Regions from separate parts of the Homo sapiens genome. Here all the other regions are linked to region 1. The links are chromatin contacts, found by Hi-C or POLR2A ChIA-PET in ENCODE. All regions are on one chromosome and are shown on one strand. The core of a region is the stretch at or near the end of the contact, and the rest is flanking DNA. Distances in the headings are between cores, read along the strand shown.

Evidence for each region. A loop is a pair of places that touch in the nucleus more often than their neighbours do. ChIA-PET counts read pairs that join two places held with the same protein, here RNA polymerase II (POLR2A). Pooled maps may share reads with other maps.
Region 2: a pooled map shows a loop between it and region 1 (10-fold over the local background). The contact joins two enhancer-like sites. A Hi-C loop is called at or near these places in 7 of 37 single-sample maps with no recorded cell type and 3 of 50 pooled maps. POLR2A ChIA-PET finds 5 or more read pairs at or near these places in 1 of 52 experiments (activated CD4-positive, alpha-beta T cell).
Region 3: a loop to region 1 is called in a map with no recorded cell type, with 12 times the contacts of the local background. The contact joins two enhancer-like sites. A Hi-C loop is called at or near these places in 28 of 37 single-sample maps with no recorded cell type and 6 of 50 pooled maps.

What each region holds. Positions count from the first base shown.
Region 1 is chr1:219,462,737-219,467,082 of GRCh38, reverse strand. The region is part of intron 2 of LYPLAL1-AS1 (LYPLAL1 antisense RNA 1); the gene reads left to right. Among named protein-coding and RNA genes, the nearest start is that of LYPLAL1-AS1, 92 kb to the left of the region's middle. Within about 2 kb of position 1,667, at least 2 of the 41 ENCODE cell types and tissues checked have a DNase peak (open chromatin) inside an H3K27ac peak, as active enhancers do.
Region 2 is chr1:219,796,026-219,799,983 of GRCh38, reverse strand. LOC105372926 (a long non-coding RNA gene) reads left to right here. Exons shown (of 6, transcript XR_001738473.2): 3 at 2,686-2,732. Among named protein-coding and RNA genes, the nearest start is that of SLC30A10, 130 kb to the left of the region's middle. Within about 2 kb of position 1,548, at least 3 of the 41 ENCODE cell types and tissues checked have a DNase peak (open chromatin) inside an H3K27ac peak, as active enhancers do.
Region 3 is chr1:219,087,790-219,092,042 of GRCh38, reverse strand. The region is part of intron 3 of LYPLAL1-DT (LYPLAL1 divergent transcript); the gene reads left to right. Among named protein-coding and RNA genes, the nearest start is that of LYPLAL1-DT, 84 kb to the left of the region's middle. RefSeq lists an enhancer at 2,772-2,821. Within about 2 kb of position 2,987, at least 7 of the 41 ENCODE cell types and tissues checked have a DNase peak (open chromatin) inside an H3K27ac peak, as active enhancers do.

The DNA.
Region 1 (4,346 bases), core at 418-2,917:
AATTAATATCTGGAATATATTCATGAAGGGGAAAAATCATTGAAAATTATCACTAGTATGTGCCAAAATGTTACACACATTGCAAAACCATATTGCAATTCCCTCCAACAATTTCTCCAGAAGAATAAAGCTGCATCATTGTAAGTGATGCTTGGTATATCCAATGAGTGTTTTGTTTACATTTGACCAAATATCAGTAACCAAAGATATAATAAAACACATGTAAAAGATAAATATGTACTAGTTTTTACTGGAAGATAGGACATGAAATATGCATTTTCTTCTGAACTATATTCATTCTTTTTTGTCAGGTTTTGGCTGTCCACATACTTACACATCTTCTCCCTTCATTCCTTCATGCATCTTTAACTCCACCATCTCCTTAGAAAAAGACATTAATACGAAAACAATGAGTCTAATTCAATTCTAAGGATTTCATTCTTAGAATCTGAGATTCTAATGAATCTAATTTACCGTAAGTTTAAAATGTATTGTTGGTTTCTCTAATAATGAAAGAGCTGGGGGCTATTATACACCATGAGAGAGTACAGTACAAGTCTTCCCACTACATGTAGTTCTCCCTCTCTCTCATAAATTGCCCAATTTGTAGAAGATCTGTATGAGGTAATTTTACATATCTTACCTCTTCTACATTTATAAAGCTGGTTTTGGTTATTCTCTTTTATAACGTAGAAAATCAATTTAGAGACACTAATTTTCCCAGAGTCACACAGTTCATGCCTGACAGAGGTGGAATTCAAACTCAAATCTGTCTGACTTCAAAGTCAACGTTCATTCGGAAAAGAGGCTTCTGTGTGACATGGATCTCAGAGAAGCAAGAGTATGTTAGTCTTGGTGGGTAATGGCAAGAGAAAAAAACTTCCTGTTGTGTGTTTCTAGAACTTCAAATTTCACCCCTTTCACTGACATGGCGAACCCTGCCAAATACCACCAGCTCACATGCCATTTCTTCCTTTTTTATGTTTTTACATTTCTATTCTTTTATTCTGCTTTGTGTAAAAATTACTTGCTTTGATGGCTTTTCCCTCAAGACATGGTGTGTACATTGAGGGCAAAGATTGTTACCTTACGCATTTCTCATTCAGCGCAAAGCCTAGTTCTGTGCACAAAAGTAAGTGCATAATAAATGTTCATAATGAAACAGGAGCTCTGCGTGAGAGCGAGGACCCAGCACTGAAGCACCTCTCAGGTCCTGTGACATCTGTATTAGAATTAAAGCTAGAAGGAACCATTTTCTTGGCATTGCAGTTTAGTCTGCCCCAGCCAAACATAGAAAGCTGTCATGTGAATATTTTTGAACCTCAAAAACAATTTTGGTTTAAGTCTGGGTGGGGGAGGAGGAGAATGGTGGCTCTTATTTCTCCCACACCAGTCCACCCATCTCATATTAGAACATGTAATTCCAACAGTGCTGACTGTCATAAAATTTGTGAACGGAGTGTCCTCTGAACACTGTTTGGTACACACATGGCCTCTTTAAGAAGCTTACTTGTAACTTATAATTAAATTAAAGAACCAGCAGCTGCTGAAAAAAAAAGTATAGCCTAGAGGCCATGTTTATGAGTTTCTCAGGCAAGAGGTAGTCATGTCAGAACTACTATTGTTATGAGTCTGAATGTTTCCAGTGAAATCTTTGCACGAATCATTTGCTTAGTACTAGTCATCCAGTCATGCCTCTTGATTTCAGCCCACTATTTCCTCTTGGAACTGGCAAAAACAACTCTACAAAGGAAAACATTTTATAAGAAAAATCATAGCCTTCTGCTTTTTAAACCATAGATGACCTGGACTCTATGACCAGTTCACAGGGGTGCTGCCTCTGGTTCCAATGGCCGGGGAAGAAAGACTACAACAAACACCAAGCCCTGAAAGCAGAAACCCTGGATTCTCTTTTCTTTGTTTCCTTAATAAAGGATTTTAATACAGTGTAGGTAGGAGATAACTGCCCTGGTTTATACAGGACTGCCCTGCTTTTAGCACTGACAGTCTCACGTCATGGGAAACCCCTCATTCTTGGTCAAATTGGGACAGTTGGTCATCCCAGCATTAGGGGCCTTTCCATGCTGTTAACCAAGCATCAAACATTCTGGGATCAGTTTATGATTTAGAAAGTTTTGAACCATAATACCCAAATCACACATCGGTGGTCAAGTCCCAGTAAATTATACTATAAAGAAGTCATAGAATCTCCAAATAGTCCTTAAATATCTTTTACTACAGAGCTTCCAATCTGGTGTTCCCAGTGGTAGATGTGAACACATTGTGCTACTAATCCAGGTGTGTCAAGGTATTGATCCCCCAGCCCTATTTTGGCTGGGCAGAATCTGGGGTACCTCGAGCCCTCAGTCACTTTTCCCTAGCCATGAGCTACCTTATCTATCTCTTTAGACCAGTGAGCACTACTAAATAATATCATTTTCCATATGTGCCATAATAAGAAAAAAATTTGGAAAGTAGTGCTCAGATCTAAGACACTCATTTTATAGGCAAAACCTAACTTCATTTCTATTAAATACAGGCTGTATGAAGCTGAGGCAAGATTGCGTTCAATTTATCTTGTGTTCAACAGTCTTCAAGGTGATTTAGATCACTGCCTGGGAAAGCTAATGTAGTACAGCATGAGTGGTAAGTGACAAAACTCAGCAAGCTAAACTTGCATTGAAGGCACGTGGCTGGCTAAACGAGGAGAAGAAAATAGACATTTATCTGAATAATATCGATAGAAATTCCCATGTTGCTTCACTTATCTATGTTTTTAGTAAACATACCATTTAAATCTCAATTACCTTTGAGTTTGAGTTAACCTGATGTTTCATTTCTACTCTTAATTTTGACTTTGGACGTATGCAGAGTTATTATTTAAAAAATCAAGATATCCAGAAAGTAAAGGCAGCTAAGTAAGAATTATAGACTTAAAATCCAGGTTTCCAAGATAAACAAGCATTTACACCTCCTCTTAATTATTCCATAAAGATTTACTCAAGTTCAAAATGGAGAAAAGATACAGAGTGAAAGGCAACATGCAAATAAAAGTCTACAGGCTTGAAGGTATTAGAGTTCTAAATTCCCATTCCCCTTGCTAGTCTTCATAGGCAGTGAGTCGAGAAGGGACAGATTCTGTGTATAAAGCTGGGCCTTTACAGATCCGAACTTTACATTGTGCCAAATTTGAAGCCTGCCCAACTTCTGGCTCTTCGATTGCTTAATACATTAGTGGACTTGTTCCAGTTCCCAGTGGTCGGAGTTCCACATCACACAGTCCCTGTCCCATCTGGTGCTAATTGGCACCCTTGTTGGTAGTTTCCAAAAGCAGAACAGGAAAAATAAAAGGGACTATCTTTCTATCCTTAGAAGTTAGAAGCTTAGTACAGGCAGTCCTCAATTTAAAATGAGCTGTGTACTAAAATATTGTATGTAAATCAGCTGTTTAGAACCCAGAACAAATTTTTCCGATGAAACAAAGTCATGTTTGATGGTTACTTCCCCAGGTCAGCCCAGTTCACTAAAGCCTGTTGGACCCATAATGTACCCAATAAATAGTTTCCATCTTAATAGCATAGAACCATCATCAGTGAACCAAGAAGTAGGAAGAGGTGGTGAAAGCATCACTGCCTTTTGTAGTAGAAGGCCAGGCTGGTTCCTCACTAGTTGAATGATTTTAGAAAATTCTCAGAACCCTTTTTAGCTCTGAGTTTCTTTAACTGAATGGAGAAGGGCAGATTATAAAAGTTGCTTTTTGTCTTCACTGGGTTATTGTTGCAAGGCTCAGATAAGATAATGCCTATGAAATATCTTAAAAAACTACTTTCACCTTCTACTGAAAGAACAGAATCACAGATCCTCCCTCTGTTTCCTTCCTAAACCTTGTCAGCAAGAGGATCAGGGACTACTCAAAATCCAAATTCCATGTTGTGGTTCCCATTTTGGGAAAGTGGTTGGGAGGTTAGGAGGCAATGAAGCAGTAAGAAGAGAGACTACTGAGGGGTGGGATCAAAGGATGGCTCCTTTAGGACGGGAAGATCTTTTATTCTATATAAACCCTCAAAGACAATTTCTTGGTACAGGCTGCTCTTTATTATCTTTTTATTTTCTTCCTAGGACTCCAGGGATTGGCCTGTCATTTACACTGTCAACAGTTCTTGCTTCTGAACAGCATATCTTCCTTCCTAGTGTTATTGAAGACTCAACATCCTTTCTGAGGTTTCATAATGAATTTGATTACCTGATTATAAGAGAAGTGATATAGAAAGTCAAAAATCTCACCCCTGTATGTACATATGTACGTGTGTGTGTGTGTGTGTGTGTGTGTGTGTGTATATATATAA
Region 2 (3,958 bases), core at 299-2,798, 330 kb before region 1:
TCTATTCCTGTTCTCTCTTTTTGTAGTATCCTTTTTTGGTCATCTCTTTTCATTGAAATCTACACTTTATTTTAAGTTCCGGGGTATACACGTGCGGGATGTGCAGGTTTTTTACGAAGGTAAATGTGTGTCATAGTGGTTTGCTGCACCTATCAACCCATCATCTAGGTATTCAGCCCAGCATGCATTAGCTATTTCCCTGATGCTCTCCCACCCTGCGCACTCCCCGCCCTAGCAGGCCCCAGTGTGTGTTGTTCCCCTCCCTGTGTCCATGTGTTTACATATGAAATGTATACTTTTTATCAGGATTCTTCCTCTTCATGAAATTTTTCTTGATTACCTCAGGCAGATATTATACCTCCAATTTCTTAGAATTCTGTCATACTTTCTATATCTCAAATTTTATCTCATTATTTTAGGGCAATGATCTCCTCAGCCGTAGTTAGGTAGACAGCTTGTGGTTTAGGCTTTAGATGAAGGTGTAGGAATAAGAAAAACGCAAAGAGGCAATTGAAAAGTATAAGATTACATGATCTAATGACCAAGATGAAATTACAAACTCCATTTCATGTGCGGTCTGAATTAAAAATACTTTAACTTGTGACAACATTTTCAAGTTAGCTCCTTGGGAGCTTTGTTAGGATAAAATGAGTAGGAGGAACTTACCCTTTGGTAAGAAAATACATCATAGTTTCCATGTCTCTCAAGGAACTGGAAGAGAGTGCTCATTCTTTTTTCTGGAAATTTAAGAAAATTATTTTATATTAAACAATTATCCTCTCTCCCTCCCTCCCTCCCTCCCTCCTCCCTCCCTTCCTTCCTTCCTCCCTCCCTCCCTCTCTCTCTCCTTTCTCTCTTTCCCTCTCTTTCTCTTTCTTTTTTTTTTCTTTCTTTTTTTTTTTTTTGTAGGATCTCCCTCTATCGCCCAGGCTGGAGTGCAGTGGTGTGGTCTCAGCTCATTGCAACCTCCGCATTCCAGGTTCAAGCAATTCTTCTGCCTCAGCCTCCTGAGTGGCTGGGATTAGAGGTGTTAGCCACCATGCCTGGCTAATTGTTTTTTTGTATTTTTAGTAGAGACAGGGTTTTGCCATTTGTCCAGGCTTGTCTTGAACTCCTGGCCTCAAGTGATCCACCCGCCTTGGCCTTCCAAAGTGCTAGGATTACAGGCATGAGTCACCATGCCCAGCCTACTATTATTTCTTGACAATCTTTCCTGAAGAATTTATCTTTATGTGACTGAATGTGAGTTAATTTGTTTTCTAGAAAGATGCATTAATACAAAACAATATTGGTTTTCCACTAGGCTTTTCTTTCTCTAAAGACCTTCAAGTCTTAAGAGAAATATGACATTGAGTGTGAAAGCAATATATTAGAGAAAATAAATATTCCCTGCCTCCAGCCTTCCATTTTAAATTTGGCTAAACTTTGGGAATCATTTTAGAAGAGTAGGGTAATATTTTGAGTGAGACTCTCTCAGATGCAGTTTAGTTGGGAATGAGTCATATGGGTGCTTTCTTAATGATACGTTATGACACATCACATGAAGATGACTGAATTTTCCTTTTCCTCTTTCTTTCCATTAGCACATTATCTACTTTGCCTCTTTTTCAATGATGAGTATCCAGCTTTGTCTTTTCACTTCCTTTCACATTTCAAGTCTGGTTTCACATTCAGAATTTATTAAAAATGACTTTGAGAAATGCTAATTTCACAACCATCTTCAAAGATTCTGTTCAGAGTTCTAGGATGGAGTTTAAGACATTGCATTTTCAGTGTCTACCACCATCACTCTCTGTCCCTAGAGGATTTAGGTACAGTTGGACTGTGGATTACGCTTTGAAAAATTCTGGACTAAAGGAGCTGATTGAACTTTATCTCTTATTACAGCATCTCTCTCCAATTGCCTTGGCCCATTAGTGAGCAACTACTAGATTTAAATTTGTATGTTTCTTCCAACGCATCTCTTTTGAAGGTTTATTATAGTGTTATGTACCCATTCAGAGCTTAGTACCTATAAATGGAGAGGATTCTCTGAAGATAACCTCCCTTTATCACTTCTAACCTCTTATTCTTGGGTTGTGACCATTTTGCTTACTCAGGGATTCCTAAATAGCCTTTTCAAAAAGTGCTCTAATGAGTAAATTAAAGTAAAAAGCATTTTTAATGATATTCATGTATCTGATAACGATTTGGACTTAACAATGCTGAAATTCTATAACTCAATGAAATGCACTTTTATAATGTTATACATCTATATTTAAATTACCTATTAAGATTTAAATCACAGCAAAACTTTCTTCTCTCAGATAATGCACTGTGGAAGTTATGAATTTACCTCTCATTTCTTTCCAGTAATTCTTTCTCCCATTTTGTGTGAGATATTTGTCTTTATAATTTGACATATTATTTTGGTGTTGCTTAAATATTGCAACTATTATGGGTAACTGAGCTGGCTATTGACATTGTTTGCCACTTATTATAAACAAGAAAATAATGAAGACAAGTCAAAAATGTCAGAACCTGTTAATGATGGGATCGCAGTTATGGTTGGATATACATCAAGGATGGGAGTAGCTAGCTGCTATTTATTATGACATTGTACCAAGTGTGTTAACTTTTGTTATTTCATTTTTTCTCATTTTATTCTTATTGACTCATGTAAGTATAATCATTCTAATGTTACAGAGGAGAAAACAGAATCTCAGAGAGTAACCTGCCTTAACCACAACAATGTAAGTAATAGAAGCAGAGCATGAATCCTGGCTTGCTTGACTCCAGAGTCTCAGCTTTCCCCACTACACTGTGCTGTTATGATGCTTAATTCATTTATTGTATGCCAACTTAATAAAAATAGATTTTATTCAGTGGAAACTCTCTGAATCATACTATATTGGTGGATGCATGTCATTATACATTTGTCCAAACCTGTAGAATAGAAAACACCCAGAATGAACCCTAATGCAAACTATGGACCTCAAGTGACAATGATGTGTCTATGTAGGTTCATCAATTGTAACAAATATTCCATTCTGTCCAGGGGTGTGGATAATGGAGGAGACTATACATGTGTGGGAGCAGGAGCTATATGGGACCTTTCTGTACCTTCCTCCTAATTGTGTTGCAACTCTAAAATGGATCTTAAAATATATATATGTATTTCTTTTTCTTTTTATTTCTTTTTTTTTTTTTTTTTTTTTTTTGAGATAGGGTCTCACTCTGTTGCCCAGGCTGGAGTGCAGTAGCACAAAATGCAGCAGCAGGATTCTCTTGCCCCAGCCTCCTAAGTAGCTGGGACTATAGGTATGCACCACCACGCCTGACTAATTTAAAAATTTTTTTGTAGAGACAAGATCTCACTATGTTGCCCAGGCTGGTCTCAAACTCCTAGGTAAAGTGATCCTCCAGCCTCTGCCTCCCAAAATGTTAAAATTACAGGCATAAGCCACTGCCCCTGGCCTAAATATATATATATATATATATAATTATTATTTTTTGAGACAGAGTCTTGCTGTGTCACCCAGGCTGGTGTGTAGTGGCACAATCTTGGCTCACTGCACCTTCTGCCTCCTGAGTTCAAGTGATTCTTATGCCTCAGGCTCCTGAGTAGCTGGGATTATACACATGTGCCACCATGTCCAACTGATTTTTTAGTAGAGACAGGGTTTCACCATTTTGGTCAGGCTGGTCTTGAACTCCTGACTTCAAGCGATCTGACCACCTCAGCCCCCCAAAGTGCCAGGATTACAGGTGTGAGCAACAATGACTGGCCAAAAATAATTTTTTTTAAAAAAGATTTTGTTCTGATTCTGATGGGGAATGGACTCTTTTCTAAAGTTACCAGCAGTTCTTTAACTGGTTAGCGCTACGTTAGGCATAGCTCGTAGTTTTTAGGGTGGCAGGTATGTAAAAAAAGAGGAGAGATGGACAAAACCAAGACAGCAGAAGTAGCTATTTGAGG
Region 3 (4,253 bases), core at 1,738-4,237, 380 kb after region 1:
TTTAATATGGTGTTGAACTCATTACTTGTTATTGGTCTATTTAGATTTTGGAAATCTTCATGATTCGGTCTTGGTAGGTTGTATGTGTCTAGGATTCAATCTATTTCTTCTAGGTTTTCCAATTTACTGGCATGTAGTTGCTCATAGTAGTCTCTAATGATTCTCTGAACTGCAGTATCAGTTGTAATACCTCCTTTTTATCTCTCATTTTATTTATTTGGGTCTTCTATCTTTATGTCTTTGGCTAAATGTTTATCAATTTTATTTTTTTAAAATAAGCCACCTTTTTGTTTAATTGATATTTTGTATTGTTTGTTTTGTTTCAATTTCATTTATTTCTGCTTTGATCTTTATTATTTCTTTTCTCCTACTAATATTGGCTTTGGTTTGCTCTTTGTTTTCTAGTTCTTTAAGATGCATCATTAGGTTGTTAATTTGAGGATTATCTGCTTTTTTGATGTGGAGTGCTTATTGCTATAAGCTTTCTTCTTAGTATTGCTTTTGCTGCATTCCATAGGTTTTGATATATTGTGTTTCCATTTTTGTTTGTTTCAAGGAATTTTTAAATTTTATTCTTAATTTCTTCATTGACCCACTGGTCACTCTAGAGCATATTGTTTATTTTCCATGTGTTTGTATAGTTTCTGATATTTTTCTAATTATTTATTTCTAGTTTTATTCCATTGAGAATAAAACTGGAAAGATGAGACACTTGATATTTTTTCAATTTTTTAATTTTTTAAGACTTGTTTTTTGTTCTAACATGTGATCTATCCTTAAGAATGAGCCATGCCTTGAGGAGAAGAACGTGTATTCTGCAGCTCTTAAATGAAAGATTGTGTAAATATATATTAGGTCCATTTGGTATATAATGTAGATTAAGTCCAATGTTGTTGTTGGTGGTGGTTTTCTGTGTAGTGGTTCTGTCCAATGCTGAAAGTGGGGTGTTGAAGTCTCCAGCTAATATTGTATTAGGGTCTATCTCTCTCTTTAGCTCTAATAATATTTACTTAATATGTTTGAGTGTTCCAGTGTTGAATGTATATATATTTACAAGTGTTACACCCTCTTGCTAAGTTGACTTCTTTATCATTATATAATGACCTTCTTTGTCTCTGTTTATAGTTTTTGTTTTGAAATCTATTTTGTCTGATGTAAATATAGCTACTTCTGCTTTTTTTGTTTCCATTTTCATGCAATATTTTTCAGTTCCTATATTTTAAGTCTAAGTTAGTCTTTATAAGTGAAGCGTGTTTCTTATAGTTACCAGATTGTTAGAGCTTGTTTTTTTATTATTGTTATTGTTCAGGCTCTCTATGTCTTGTGATTGGAGAGTTTAGTCCATTTACATTCAATGTTATTATTAGTAAGTAAGGACTTACTACTGCCATTTTGTTATTTGTTTTCTGGGTGTTTTATGTGTGCTCTTCTCTTTCTTCCTTCCTTCTTCCCTGTATTCCTTTTTGGGAAGTTAATTTTTTTTGGTGGGTTGTTTTAATTTACTGATTTTCAGTTTTTTGTGTATCTGTTGTAGGTTTTATGATTTGAGGTGACCATGAGGTTTGGAAATAACATCTTAGAACTCATTATTTTAAACTGATCACAACTTAGCACTGGATACAAAACAATCCAAACTCACAACAACGAAAGAGAAAACTAATAAAAGCTCTACACTTTAACTTAATCCCCCTGCTTTCTAACTTTTTGTTGCTTCCATCTACGTTTTATTATACTATGTCTTAAAAGTTGTAGTTATTATTTTTGATAGGTTTATCTTTTAGTCTTCGTATTCAAGATATCAATAGTTCACGTACCACAATTACAGTGTTATAATATTGTGTGTTTGTTTGTGTACTTACTATTACCAGTGAGTTTTGTACCTTCAGATGACTTCCTATTGCTCATTAGTGTCCTTTCATTTTAGATTGAACAGCTCCCTTTAGCATTTCTTGTAGGGCAGTTCTGGTGTTGATGAAATCCCTCAGCTTTTGTTTGTCTGGGAAAGCCTATTTCTTCTTCATGTTTAATGGGTATTTTCACTGGGTGTACTCTTCTAGGATAAAAGTCTTTTTTCCTTCAGCACTTTAAATATGTAATGCCACTCTCTCCTAGATTGTAAGGTATGTTATTTGTGTCTTTTCTCTTGCTGCTTTTAGAATCCTTTCTTTATCCTTGACCTTTGGAAGTTTGATTATTAAATGTCTTGAGGTAGTTTTATTTGGATGAAATCTACTTGATGTTCTACAACCCATCTATACTTGAATTTTGATATATTTCTCTAGGTTTGAAAAGTTATCTGTTATTATCTCTTTGAATAAAATTTATACCTTGATCTCTGTACCTCCTCTTTAAGGCCAGTAAATCTTAATTTGCCCTTTTGAGATATTTTCTAGAACTTATAGGCAAGCTTCATTCTTTTCTATTCTTTTGTTTCTTTTGACTGTGTATTTTCAAATAGCCTGATTCTTTCTTCTGCTTGATCAGTTCTGCTGTTGGGAGACTCTGATGCATTCTTCTGTATGTCAATTCAATTTTTCAGCTCAGAATTTCTACATGTTTCAAAAATTATTTCAGTATCTTCGTTAAATTTATCTGATAGGATTCTGAATTCCTTCTCTGTGTTATCTTAAATTTCATTGAGCTTCCTCAAAATTTCTATTTTGAATTTTCTGTCACTCTTGGATTGATCAGTGGTGACTTTTTCAGTTTGTTTAGTGAGGTCATGATTTCCTGAATGGTCCTGATGCTTTTGGATGTTTGTGAGTGTCTGGGCATTGAATAGTTAGATATTTATTGTAATATTTGCAGTCTGCACTTGCTTGTACTCCTCTTGTGGAGGGGTGATGCAAGCTCCACTGTGACTACCACACTGAGACTGTGCTGAGTCACACCCAAAGATAGCACAGCACTGGGTCTTGCTCAAGACCCATGGTGACCACTGCCTAGTTACTGCCAGCGGAAGGAAGGAGTCTCCCCCAGGTTACTGAGCTGCACTGCCTGGGTTGGGGGAGGGGTGATGCAAGCACTCCCTTGTCCACCTGGCTGGTGTCTCATTAGGTCAACCCAAGTCTACTGCCTTCTAGCCCAGCACGCACCAAGACTTGCCCAGGAATTGCAGTCCTTGTCGCCTAGACTGCCTTTGAGGTTTATGTAGTATCCCAGAGTGCTTTGGCCCATGGTAGTGGGGCTAGCCAGAACTCTAGTTCCAACCACTGGGAAGGGCAATTCCTCTCTTGCTGGGACGGATATAAGGACTCCCTCCATGGGCACTGGCTGAGTTCTGCCTTATCTTGTTTTCTACTGTGGCTGGGCTGCACTGAGTTCCAATGCAAAGTCCCACATCACTGCACTCTCTCCCCCACAAGAACACAGATCCTCTCCGCAGCATCAGCAATTCAAGACTATCTTTCCTAACCTCTTCAATGCCTCTTTCTTTGATATGATGTTAGAACCTGGTACTGTGATCACTCACTTGATTTTTGGTTCTCATAAAAGTGCTTTCTTGTGTGGATAGTTGTTCGATTTAGTGTTCCTGTAGGGGGACTATTGTTGGAGAGTTCTATTAGGCCAACCTGCTCTGTGTCTTCCCCTATAGTTTCTTTTTGACTCAGTTACATTCAAATTTATTTTTTACACTTTATAGAAATATTAGGGAGGTTAAAATTTATCCTTTATTTACTGAGCTCTAATTTAACAGAATTGAAATTGTGGTCAGAGAATGTATTATGTTTGACACTAAGTCTTTGAAATTTATTGAGATTTGCTTTAAAGCCTAGTGATATGCTTAATATCCCATTCTATTCCTATGTGGAGGAATCATAAGGTGAGAGACAGACCCTCTCTTTCAATATGTAGCACAAGGGTTCTTATTTATCCTCTGGACAATAGCATACAGATACATGTCTCAAGTTTATCTAGTAAGATTCTCTTGCCTGTAGCTTTGAATAATGAGGGTTAGAGATTTTTCCCAGCCAATGTGGAAGGTTTGAGAGACTACTGGTGTGGCAGCAAGAATCCAGTAGCAGCAGTATCAATTCCTATGTCCTAAGCAGACTTCAGGCTCATAACCTGCTTTCCTTATTTTTCTGCCAGAGTCTAATTCTCAACTGTTGATTAATTCTCTAAGTTATTGATATCTTGCCAATACATTCCTTTTCTGATTAATGTAACCAAAGTCAGTTTCTGTTGCTTAGAACTCAGAATTCTGACAACTGTGAAACACAATGCTTCTGAGGGAATTACAGCATATTACT